Regions from separate parts of the Homo sapiens genome. Here region 1 is linked to region 2. A link is a contact called in ENCODE Hi-C or POLR2A ChIA-PET data. All regions are on one chromosome and are shown on one strand. Each heading gives the region's core, a stretch centred on a gene start or an enhancer-like site at or near the end of the contact. The rest is flanking DNA. Distances are from core to core; before and after follow the strand shown.

The links. Hi-C counts contacts between places; a loop is a spot of excess contacts on that map. ChIA-PET counts read pairs that join two places held with the same protein, here RNA polymerase II (POLR2A). Pooled maps may share reads with other maps.
Region 1: a loop to region 2 is called in a map of CD8-positive, alpha-beta T cell, with 5 times the contacts of the local background. The contact joins the promoter of MIB1 here to the promoter of SS18 in region 2. A Hi-C loop is called at or near these places in 2 of 168 maps with a recorded cell type or tissue (CD8-positive, alpha-beta T cell and naive thymus-derived CD4-positive, alpha-beta T cell) and 7 of 50 pooled maps. POLR2A ChIA-PET finds 5 or more read pairs at or near these places in 2 of 52 experiments (GM12878 and T-cell).

What each region holds. Positions count from the first base shown.
Region 1 is chr18:21,739,067-21,745,070 of GRCh38, forward strand. It overlaps MIB1 (MIB E3 ubiquitin protein ligase 1), which reads left to right and starts at 1,726. Exons shown (of 21, transcript NM_020774.4): 1 at 1,726-2,746. The coding sequence starts at 2,518. RefSeq lists silencers at 1,513-1,732, 1,923-2,552, 2,673-2,722.
Region 2 is chr18:26,089,072-26,095,776 of GRCh38, forward strand. SS18 (SS18 subunit of BAF chromatin remodeling complex) reads right to left here and starts at 1,542. Exons shown (of 11, transcript NM_001007559.3): 1 at 1,430-1,542. The coding sequence starts at 1,498. RefSeq lists an enhancer at 1,877-1,996.

The DNA.
Region 1 (6,004 bases), core at 476-2,975, 4.3 Mb before region 2:
AGAATCAAATAGATGCAATAAAAAATTATAAAGGGGATATCACCAACAATCCCACAGAAATACAAACTACCATCAGAGAATACTATAAAAACTTCTACGCAAATAAACTAGAAAATCTAGAAGAAATGGATAAATTCCTGGACACATACACTCTCCCAAGACTAAACCAGGAAGAAGTCGAATCCCTAAACAGACCAATAACAAGTTCTGAAATTGAGGCAATAAGTAATAGCCTACCAACCAAAAGAAGTCCAGGACCAGACAGATTCACAGCCGAATTCTACCAGAGGTACAAAGAGGAGCTGTTACTGTACTTCCTAAAACTATTCCAAACAACAGAAAAAGAGGGAATCCTCCCTCCTTCGTAAAACTCATTTTACGAGGCCAGCATCATCCTGATACCAAAACCTGGCACAGACACAACAAAAAAAGAAAATTTCAGGCCAATATCCCTGATGAACATCGATGCGAAAATCTTCAATAAAATACTAGCAAACAGAAGCCAGTAGCACATCAAAAAGCTTATCCACCACTATCAAGTTGGCTTTATCCCTGGGATAAACACTTTGGGAGGCTGAGGTGGGAGGATTGCTTGAGCTCAGGAGTTCGAGACCAGTCCGGCCAGGGAAAATAGTGAGATATATCCCCCAAGAAGCTCCCCACTGCCCCCCCGCTCATCTCTGCCAAAAATACAAAAAATTAGCTGGGCGTGGTTGTGCGTTCCTGAGGTCCCAGCTACTCAGAAGGCTGAGGTGGGCGGACCCCTTGAACCCAGGAGGCGGAGGTTGCGGGGAACGGAGATGGCGCCACTGCACTCCGGCCTGGCTGACAGTGAGACCCTGTCTCAAAAACAAAGCAAAAAAAAAAACAACAACAAAAAAAACCAAACAAAAAAAATTTTATTTCAGTACATAGTAATTCCTTGGGTACATTTTACGTCCGTTTTCTTGTCTTTTCCCTTGATTATCCATTCTGTTAGCATTTCCCTCCTTTGACTATCAGGAAAAGCAACAGTTTATGCTAACAATGCATGCTAACGGTGCCAACAGTGCTGGCCTGTGGAAACACTGGTTTTAAACCCTATGCAGCATAATGTCATTTGAATAACGGCAACCAGAAACTTCTCTTACAGTCTTCGAATCTTCCTTTGAAGGTTGTATTTTGTAATTAGGGACTGAATTTTTTCGTGAGTGGAGGCAATTATTAATGAGCAAAGTTTGGAGTCTGCCTATCACCCTAATTCTGCATAAAGTCAAGACACACCTTCTAAAAGTCTTTACCGTTGCTCACAACATTCCATACCATGCTGTTCAGCTTAAAAACACACTACTAACCTGCTCTGTCTGGTTTGAAATGTTTTCAATTTACACACAAATACAGATCGCCCTGAATTTGTGAATGTATTTCTACCTTCGTTAAAAAAGAAGACTAAAAGAATATGGAATCCCTAATTCACATTTAGTTCGCCTAGGAAAACTAGCAGTTAGTGAAAAACTGGCCACATCACAGCCGCACAGCTCCAGCAGCCCGGGTAGCTTCCCCACCCTCACTTTCTCCAGCCCCGCCTCCAGGACGGCCTAACCGCTTTCCTCATAGCTCATTGGGCGCGCGGCACCACCGGGCGGCAACTCCAGGGATCCGCCCCTGGGCCCGCCCCTCCATCGCCCGGGGCTGGGGTTGGGCAACCGTCCGCCCTTTTTCTAGACCGCGCGCATGCGCACTCTCCTTGGACCCTGGAGAGACGCTTAGGGATCAGTTTTCTCCTCCTTTCTTCCCGCGATCGCGCGGCTCTCTGGAAGCCTTCCCACTCTATTATTGCCGAGGATCCCCCTCCTAGACACTCTGAGAAGGTGCCGCTCCGGCCTTGGGTACGGCGGTACCCGGATGTGGAGTCGCTCTCGCCCGGCTGGGACTCTGTGGCGGGGCGGAGCGCGGCGGCTGGTGCGGGGGCAGAGAGAAGGGGGCCTGAGGGCCCGGGCGCTCGCCGGACGCCGGGAGGTACCACCGCTGCCCACGGGGGAGGAGGCGGCGCCGGCGCTTGGGTGCCCGCCCCCGAGCGAGGGGCCGGGGTGGCAGAAAGGCCGGCAGTTAAGCTTGCTCCCCGCCGCCCCCCTCGGGCTAGCCTCCCCCGGCCCCCTGCGCTCCTCGCGCTGCCGGCCGGGGGAGAGCGTGGTTTCCTTGCGGCCGTCGCTGTAGCCTGGCCGGGGAGCCCGGAGGAAGCGGGAGAGTCCCCGCCCACGGCCCCCTCCCCTCTGCCCGCTCTCCGCCGCCGCCTCCGAGCAGCCGCGGGCCGCCCTCCACTCCGAGCGGGGGGCGCGGCGGCGACAGCTGGGCAGCGGCTTTGGGCTCCGCGGGGACCGCGCCGCCGCCCCCGTGAGTTATTCTCACGTCCCCCGGGGCTCGCTGCCGCCCCCGCCGACGCCTAGAGTCCGGCCCGGGCCCAACTCCCTCACGGGCCCCCCGGCGGCAGCGGCGGCGGCGGCGGCGGCAGCGGCGGAGCCCACCGCCCGGGCCCCGATGAGTAACTCCCGGAATAACCGGGTGATGGTGGAAGGGGTTGGCGCTCGGGTAGTGCGCGGCCCGGACTGGAAGTGGGGGAAGCAGGACGGCGGCGAGGGCCATGTGGGCACCGTCCGGAGCTTCGAGAGCCCCGAGGAGGTGGTGGTAGTGTGGGACAACGGCACAGCTGCCAACTACCGCTGCTCCGGGGCTTACGACCTCCGCATCCTGGACAGCGCGCCCACCGGTAAGCCGCGGCCACCTGGCCAGGGCTTGCGCGCGCGGGGGGAAGGGGCGAGCTGCGGTGGGCGTCGGTGTCGCGGGGAGAGGTCTGCAGTGGGACACCTGGTGGGCAGCGCCCGGCTGGAGCGAGCGGAAAGGCAAAGCGCCAAAGGAATTCTAGGTTCCGAACGGGTGAACAAACACTTTCAGAAAAGACCCTCTACCCCCAAGGGAAATGATGGCAGCACCATCACCGGGATGCTTTCAAGCCTGGAAGACACAAAGCACCGGGAAGAGAACAGACACAGGTCCCCCAACCCGACTCCTCCTCTTGGGAAGGGGTCTGGAGAGGCCTATCTAATAAGCCATTGAAATTAATCAGCCACCAAGTGATAACTGTCTGAAGGGAGGCTTGCTTTGCCATATGGTGCTCAGCTGACCGTTTATAATTGCCAAGGGGCCTTGGTACCTCGGATTTGTGGAGATGCCTTTTTTTTTTTTTTTTTTAACCTCCTGTGACACAGAATTACTTGGAGTTCAGTAGCCAAATGTTACTTGGGACTCTGGAATGATTTTTCATCCAAATTGTTCTATTTTATATCTTTATATCAATAGAGAGAAAAACATCCTGAGCTCTTGAACCATTTCTTTGTGTTAAATACTTTTTCCAAGTGGCAGATCGGCGTGGGGGACACCTGATGTTATTTTTTGTTACACTAACGTCCGTCTCAGTAAGGTGATGTCAGAATCTTACTCATTCACCCAGCAGTGAGTCAGGGTCCTTGATTAGTGAATCTTGATTAGTGAATTTTAGGGGTCTGTTATTGACGCTAGAGTTTCTAAATGATTAAACCAAAGGCTTGCTTTCACAAAATAAATAACAAATTCATTTTCATATAGATTCATCTTTGGTATTATTTATCCTTGATATTTATCCTTGATTCTGTAGAAAATAGTTCACATTTAAAATTGGGTACTTTTCAGAATTCCTAAATGAGCTACTTCTAAGACATTGAGTTTGGCAAAGCCTTACAAATCTTGGAATGGGCTCACAGTTATTATCAGTAGCAATAAAGAAATTAACACAAGCCAACTCAGTTTTTGAACAGATAATTCGTAAAATTGTGTTCCTTAGCTGGCTTTTTAAAAACATTTATTAAAAAAAATTTTTGTTTTAGAGACAGTTGTCTCGTTTTATTTCTCCGGCTGGTCTGGAACTCCTGGCCTCAAGCAACCCTCCTGTCTCAGCCTCCCAAAATGCTGGGATTACAGGAGTCAGCCACAAGGCCAGGCTTCAGATAGCTTTTTGAATATTAAAAAGGGTGTATGTACATGACTAGAAGAAAATGAAAAGATTCAACAGCACAAAAAGGGGCAGCCATTGTTACCAGTTTTTTGTGTAGTCTTGCAGAATACTCTATTGCATGGCAAGCATGTGTGTGACTATACTATAAATCTAATCCCCTTTTAAGTGCAAATGATAATAAACTATATTCACTCCTCTGCACTTTCGTTTCTTTCACTAAATTATATTGGTGATTGTTCCATTGTTTCATGGCTGCATAGTATTCCAGTGATTGGATACGGTGATTTATCTAACCAGGACTTTATCGATGGGCGTTTTATTATTTCATGTTTTCTTTACAATGATGCAGTGAATATATCCTTGTACATATATCCTTGTGTATATGTGTTGAGTATTTCTGAAGAAGTGGAATTGCTGCATCAAAACATTGCACATATTTAACATTTTGGTAGATGTTGACTAATTGCTTTTTGAAGACGTTTTGTGAGTTGAAACTGCCAGCAACAGTGTTTGAGGCCTATGCCTAATTTCTGCCTACTCTTTTTTTTTTTGAGACAGGGTTTTGTTTTGTTACCTGCAGCCTTGAAGTTTTGTTGTCGTGCTAGCTCAAGCTAAAGTCTGACCACAACCCTTATTTGGAGGAATTCTTGGTATCAGTAATTGTAGCTTTATGAGGAAATTTAAGTATCTAGGGTAAAGTGTAACAGATTCTTTACTACGGTGATTTTTGAAGGGACATTAATGTTATCTATATGTTTGTAGTATGGGGTGTATCTATCATATTAATAGTTTTATTATCTTAATATAAACGTAGATGTTTTTCAGAAGTAACTGTTTTAGAATCTTAGTTTAATAAGATAATTTTATACATTAATTTGTTATATGTAGTGGTTTATCTTGTTCATTTGGTCTTTTAACAAACATTTTAAGAGCAGGATAGCCAACCTTCATATGAAATACTTGTTGAAATATATTTTAATTTCAACCTTTTAAATTCTTCAGGGTTTTTTTTTTTTTTTTTTTTTTAGAACTGAGCAAAATTGTAAGCTCCTGGCTCTTGTTTTGCCCCAGGACTATAATACTACTTTCAGTGTTTTCCTTTTTCTTCAAAATATTTAATAATCAGTGTTCACTGACATTTTATTACATTCTATAAGATTACTCAATATTTATTAAGTACTTGATATTTATTTGCATAATATTAACATTTTAAAAATTAACTTTTGTTTTTGAAACAATTGTAGTCTTCCAGAAAAATTACAAAACTAGTAAGAGTTGCCTTTTGCCCTTTACCCACCTTCTTCAGCTGTTAATATCTTAGCAAGTACAATGATCAAAACCAGAAAATTAACACTAATACGGTAATACTGTATTAACTAATCTATACACCTTATTCAAATTTTATTTATTCAAATTATATGCAGTGGTTATTATTAGTGTCCTACTAGTATTCTTTTTCTCATCCAAGATCACACGTTGCATTTAGTGGTCTCTTCCAATCTGGGTGAGTTCCTCAGTCTTTAGTCAGTGTCAAAGTAATGAAAAACAATCTTGTTATCTCTCAAATTGGGTGTTTCTGCTGCTTTTTCATGATTAAATTCAGATTATGTATTTTCGGCAAGAATATCATAGAAATGATGTTTTGCCCTTGTTAGTGCATCGTACCAGGAGGTACATGGTGTTCGTATGTCTCATTAATTATAGCGTTAACTCGGCTAGGTCACCAGGAATTTTACCAACTGTTGCTTTTGTACCAGCAATGTGATGCCAGTATGAAAAAGATAACTTGTATCTTACATATTATTGTGAAAATACTTTTGACTTCATGAAGTCCCTCAAAGGGTCTTGAGGATTTCCCTAGAGGTTGAAGAATAACACTTTAAAAGTCACTGCCCTGGAGAGAATCTCTATTTGAGCACATAGAAGCTTGTATAAGAATGTTCACAGCAGTTACTATGGTTTTGAGATAAATAAAAT
Region 2 (6,705 bases), core at 292-2,791:
ATATCAATCTCTCCCATTGTAGAATAAGGCAATTAATTTAGAGCCCATTTTTCTGTTCAGCTGAGAATGGAAAATAATTGATCAGCATCCTCCGAATTAATCATTATCCATGATAAATATCTTCAGACTTATGTAACAGAAACTATAAAAAAAAAAGAAAAACTCTGGACTTTTCCTGTGTACAAAAATAAAAAAGGTGAGCCCTCCAGAAACGCAGTTTTGCGTGAGTGCGTACTTGGAGCTGTTTGCCAGGCTGCAGACTTAACTCAGAGCACTATATGAAAGCACTGCATTTCCAGGCACTGCCAAGCCCGTTTGTTCATAAAATAAAGCAACAGTTGGGCAAATGTCAAAAGCCACACTACGAAGAACCTGACAGTAAACAGAAACCGATTAGCATAATCTACGTGGTCTGAGTGGTACTAAAACTTGACCTTTTTTTCTATTTTGATCTTTGCTACACAGCATAAAACAAAACAAAAATATTTAAAGTAAACTGCTAAATACAGCAGCAACTTCTGAAAGTCTAGGTCAGTAAAATTTAGAATGCTGCCTTGCTTGCAGGCAACAAGGGGTAGAGGACAATAAAGAACCTTTGTGTTCCGACTGGCAGTAACACAGCAGCGACTGCAGCAGCTCTATCCTTTAAAAAGGAGGCAGCTCCCTGTGTATTTATCACGACTTACATTAACTGGTCACGACAGTCTCCACCATTAGACTGTAAGCTCCAGGAAGGCAAGGACCATGACTCACCACAGTAGCCTCAGCGCCTAAAATAGGCGCTCAATAAATATTTGCTGCAGAATAAATGAATAGGCGGCGATGCAGAAGGGAAGAAGAGGCTCTGGGGACAACCCCAGAGTCCATGGGGACCTTCCTTGCCCGCTCCTCAAACTCTATACTAAGGTTCCCTCCAGCGTTCCCCAAGTCCTCCTGCGAGCTCCCAAACTCGGCTGAGTTTGCAGGGCGGCGACCAGCGCACCGACTTCCCCTCTGCCTGCCGCGACCCGCGGTGGGGTCCGCACGAAGCAGCCGCGGCACGCGGGGCGGGGCGACGCCAAAGTAACTCCGGAGCAACGCGCGGGGCCGCCGGTCCGACACACGCCCTTCCCTGAGCGGCCGCCGCCGGGCGCACGCGCCCCGCAGCCCGAACGCCGCCCCATCCCTAGAGAAATCAGGCGGCGGCTGTTTGGGCTTTTGTGTCTGTAGAAAAACGCGTAAATGCGTGAAAGACTCCGAGAAAAACCGGTTCACCCTCTTCCGCCACCCACTCAGGCACAGCCAGCAGTCCGTGTTCCCAAACACTGCTGATTCCCAGCAGGCCCGCCTCCGCCTCGGCCCGGTCGACTCCGGGCCCGGCCCTTCCCCCCGCGTCTGTCTCTCCCAGAGGCGGTAAGGGCCTGGCATCCGCAACCCCGCGCGGTTTCACCTTCTGAATCGCAGCGGGAGTGATCTCCCCCTTGCCTCGCTGCCTCGGGGCCGCGAAAGCCACAGACATGTTGCCGCCGTCACCACTATCGGCAAGTCCCGAGCGCTCCGGGTGAACGGCAAACTGGGGGAGAGACGCCGGCCTCTCGGGCTGAACCACCTCGGGAATGCGGGGAGGGGGGATGCTCCGGGGCCAAGCGGACGGGCGGCGGGGCAGGCCTGAAGGAGGCACTCTGGCCAGGGATGTCTCGCTTCTGCGCACTCTGGGGGACCCCTAGCCCTGGCCGAACTTTCTTGACCGTCCCTGCATCCCCCGAGCTCTCCTTATGGGCACCCCCTGGCCCTTTGCGCTAATGGTAGAGTCGCGCCCTAGTCCTCCCTCCGCTTCAGCGATTCAGGAAATGGTCCCGCCGCCGCGGGAGAAGGAGAGGCTGGGGCAGCCCCTGTCACAGGAAATGCGAGCGGCCCAAGCCGGCCCGCCCCCTTCGCGCCGTGGCAACTTGCCTCCCTCTCCGGCCCTCTGAAGCGTCTCCCCGACTGTGTTGCAGAGCGTGCCCTAGACCTAGTTCAGTTTTTCCAACTTCATCCTTACTTACGCCTCCTGGCAAGAGTGGCCGCCCCGAGTTGTCCCGGCAGCCCGGAGAGGGGAGGGAGGTCAAGACTCGGGAGTTCGTGCAAATCCGTGGAGCATCTGCCGAGATAGGGCAGAGGTGGAAGGACAAGGTGAACGCGGATTCGCTGGTTTAAATGGCTCGGCTACGCCCCAAATGCGCACCTCCGAGTCCACAGTCTCGCACGCACGCACAAAGTCGTGCCTAACAATTGGAAAGTAACCCTGACCCGAAACCGGGACACCAAGGTTGTGTCCAGTGCTCAGGGGCAATCGGCCAGCTTGGCTGGAGCGGACAGAGAAGAGCTCGCCTCTTGGGACAAACCCTTAGCAGGAAAGTGGGTCGATTTCGTCTGACTTGGCTTTTTGGAATTAAGTTGTGAAACAGGGCATCCTCACTCTCTGTTTTTTAAGAGAGTACTTACTTAGTGCCTTGTAAATTAGGCCCAAGCTGCCAGGCTTCAAGTCAGTGTAAGGGAAAAAGGCAAAGTTTTCAAATTATGGAAGGAACACGGACAAATGTGGGTTTTGTGTTGCCGTGGGGTTTTAAAGTATTCTGTAAATTTAGACTTCCATATAACACAAAGGGAAAGTTTATATAAAGTGTTACCCAACGTTAATGAATAATAAAAAATATTTCCATTTTTATATAAATTGGAAAAATAAAGAAAAAATACATTATTTTAAAAATTTAATCACTTGAGGCCAGGAGTTTGAGACCAGCCTGGGCAACAAAGTGAGACCTCTGTCTCTACAAGAATTTTAAAAATTGGCTGGGTATGGTGGTGTGCACCTGTAGTTCCAGCTACTAAGGAGGCTGAGGTGGAAGAATCACTTGAGCCAAGGGGGTGGAGACTGCAGTAAGCCATGACTGCCCCACCACACTCCACCCTGGGTGACACAGCAAGACCCTGTCTCAAAAAAAAAAAAAGAAAAATTAAGTATCAAATAAATGCTCTTCACAAAAATGTCAAGAATGTCATTGATTAAATGCATTGTTTGTTAGGCTTTATACTGGAAACCTAGGGTACGATTGTGAATAAGCTGGACATGGAACCTCCTCTCAAGGAGCTTATACACTAATGGGACTAACAGACCAGAAACAAACAAATATGTATATATGCAAAGTCCCAAGAAAAACTAGCCAAAAAAAAGGGGGAGGAACTAACAGAATGACAGGAACACTTACATGAGTTAGTGTGAAAAGTCTTCCCGATTATATTTAAACTGGGACCTAAAGGATGAAGACTCAAGCTGTCATAAGAATAAAGGGAAGAAAGTTTATGCTGCTACTGACAGTAATTACTCTTAAAAATTTAATTGTTATCTTTCACTATTGTAAGCCTTGAAGAAAACACTCTGGTATAGCTGGACTTAAGGTAATCACACCAAATTGGAAAACTGTCAAATTTGGAAACCAATACTTGTCTACCACTATCACTGTGCACTCAACACCTAGCATGCAGAGTCATGTCTCAATGCTTTACACAAAAGTACCTTAGTACTTAGTAGCTAAGAACAGTATTTCAATAGGAAACATGAATCGTAAATAGTCCTACTGCTCCAGTTCTGTGCATTTGGCAGATAGCACTGAAACTTCAAAGGGCAACATGAACCAGTAGGAACACTTGTCTAATTTCCATATCCCAGCAAAAAAATAAGTAGTCCAAGGGGGCTTCTATTCCAGGGAGGCACCTGGAGCTAGTTACCTTCTTTATTTAAATTACAGCTCCCCAAAGGTGAGAAAGGGAAATCCACTGAAAACAGGTTACAGTTGGCCTGAGATGTTTATTTCTTCAGAGTAGCAGGGTAGGGCCCAGAGAACCCATAGCCTGCAGGCATGGATAGCCACAGTCTTTTCTGTGACACCATGTATGCCATAAAGATACCATTATTTTCTGTGTCTGATCACATGAAATCAGTTGAAAAGCATTGTTCTATAAGTCCAGCCAGAAATACAAATGATCTCCTTGAGAGAGGATACTTAAAAAGAACTACTTCACCCTCAAGCTTCCTTGCTAAAACCCAATCAATCCAATCAGTTAGCCTGACCTGGAAAAATAGAAAATTCGGAAAGAGGAAAGATTGAGACTGAAGCCTGGAAGATCTTTCTTAAAATTTTGGGGCCTTTGTAATGTAAGAGTCCTGAGCTAGGGGATACTTAGGGGAACATAATAAGTCCCATCTCACCTGACCACTAGTTTTAAGAGGAATCCCAAGGTAGACTGAGTGGCAGCAGAGTTGGTAGAAGGAGAATAAACAGTCCCTAGCATTTAGTTACGAAGAAAAGGAGAACAAATATGGGAAGTTGGCCTAAGACTGGGAAAGGACTCTAAGGACTTAAAGGTAAGATACTCAGGCAACCATCTCCCCAACCAAAAAAATCAGTCCCACTATTTAAACTGCTCTTGAATGAGAGACATCTAAAGAAGGAATCCAACTCACATAACCAAGAGGTAGAAGGAGTTTGGAATAATCCTAAATTGAAGAACATATAGAGTGGGTCAGAATAAGAAAAATAATCTGTGTGAACAGTTAATTCTTGATTACTCACACTAATGAATATGAAGTAGGCAGATTTAACAAAGATTAAAAAAAATTGTTCATGTTTGATTTTTTGTTTCAATTTTTATATAAATTTGTACTCCTTAAAATACACCCCGCCCCCCATACACACGCACACATATATATTTGAGGCAGGGTGTCACTCTGTCACCCAGGCTGGAGTGTGGCACAATTTCAGCTCATTGCAGCCTCGACTTCCCAGGCTGAAACGATCCTCTCACCTCAGCCTCCCGAGTAGCTGGGACTACAGGCATGCACCGCCATGCCTGGGTAATTTTTGTATTTTTTGATAGAGACAGGGTTTCACCATTTTTTTCAGGCTGTTCTTGAACTGCTTTACTCCTGGTCTCGATCCACCCACCTTGGCCTCCCAAAGTGCTAGGAGAACAGACATGAGCTACCACACCTGACCGTGTATTCCTTAAATATATTTTTATGAATTGACAAAGTGAAGTGCTCCTGTAATATGTTCAATATTTGGTGAAACTATATAATCATGGCATTAAAAATTATCTTAATCCACAAAAAATATGTACGAATAGGTAACTAAAATAATCTTGCTTTCATACAAGCATTTCTTTAATATGTATTGTTTTAGAATTAATAGAGTATCTGCACTACCAAATGTGCTGATATTTTAAGCCCCTGAGCTGTCATAAATTCTTAGAATACATTGAGAAGGCATAGACCAAGCCTGTCTGCTCATAACTGGGCTCAGAGCAAAACCCTTCAGGTAATATCTTTCAAAATATTTCTGTTCACAGTCCCTGTGGCATTTGATGAGTCAATTTGAGTTGTGGCTCCCACAGATTTCAAGACTGTAAAGAAAGAAGCATACATCTATATATTTATATAATCATTATTCAGGCAAGAACAAATCACCTTTCCCAATTCTCCGTAAAGGACTTTTATTTTTGATACTATGGAAGATTTCATTCAAAGTAGACTATAACAAAGCCTATTGGAGGCATTTTCATCTCCTCTTATAGTGCCAAATATAGAATTAATTATGAACTGAATCAATTATATTTTTGGGTTTAATGATATAGAAAAGTATTGCTTTTTAAAAAAATTAGTTCCTATGGAAAGCTTTCACTCTTTGTGAAAGATGCATAGGTTTGGAGTTCCCAATTCTTCTACCCATGGCATAATACTGGACAGGTCATTTCTGTATCTCACTGGACTTCCTGAAAAACAGCTGCCATATCTAAAAAGCTATTACAAATAATGTTTTTTTATTTAGCATTTATTATGCACTAGCCTCTGTGCCTTACATTAGATCCCTTAATTAAACGATTACCTTCCATTAGATCCTTTAAGACTGTCTCAATTTTAACATATAAAGTGTGTAAAAATTAATGGGATATTGTAAATTACTAAACAAGGACAAGATTTGCAATGTAATAATATAATTAGGAAAAATGGACATTTTAGGACTATAATCCAAAGTACTTGATAGGGCAGTCTACCCTTGGGAAATCTGCTGACCTTAAATATCAAATGTTCTTTTTTCACATTTAGCATGTTCTGTGCCCTTGGGCATGATATGCGGTTATTCTGCACTTAGTAAAAGAATATTACTGTTCTTGAACTAGTTCACAATTTATAGAGAGGATTATAATATACTATCTGTTAACTAATTTCGCTACGAATGCGTGTAGTAGGCAGAATAATTTCATCACCTTAAAAATGACGACCTCCTAATCCAGAACCTGTGATTATGTTAGGTTCCATGGCAAAGTGGAATTAAGGTTTTAGATGGAATTAAGATGGTTAATCAACTGACTTTGAGATACTGCGATTATCCAGGTGAGCCCAGTGAAATCATAAGTGTCCTTAAATGGGAATCTGTGAGGCTGAAGAGTCAGAATTAGAGAGAGGGTTTCTTGAGAGAAAGATTAAATCGGCCATTCCTGGCTTTGCTGACACCGTGACTTTCGCCCAGTGAGGCCTATTTCAGACATGTGACCTCCAAAACTATGATATTAATAAATATGTGTTGTTTTAAACCACTAAATTTGTCATAATTTGTTAGATGAGCAATAGGAAGCCAATACAATGTTGTTTTCCAATATAACATTTATGTTTGAATTAGACATTAT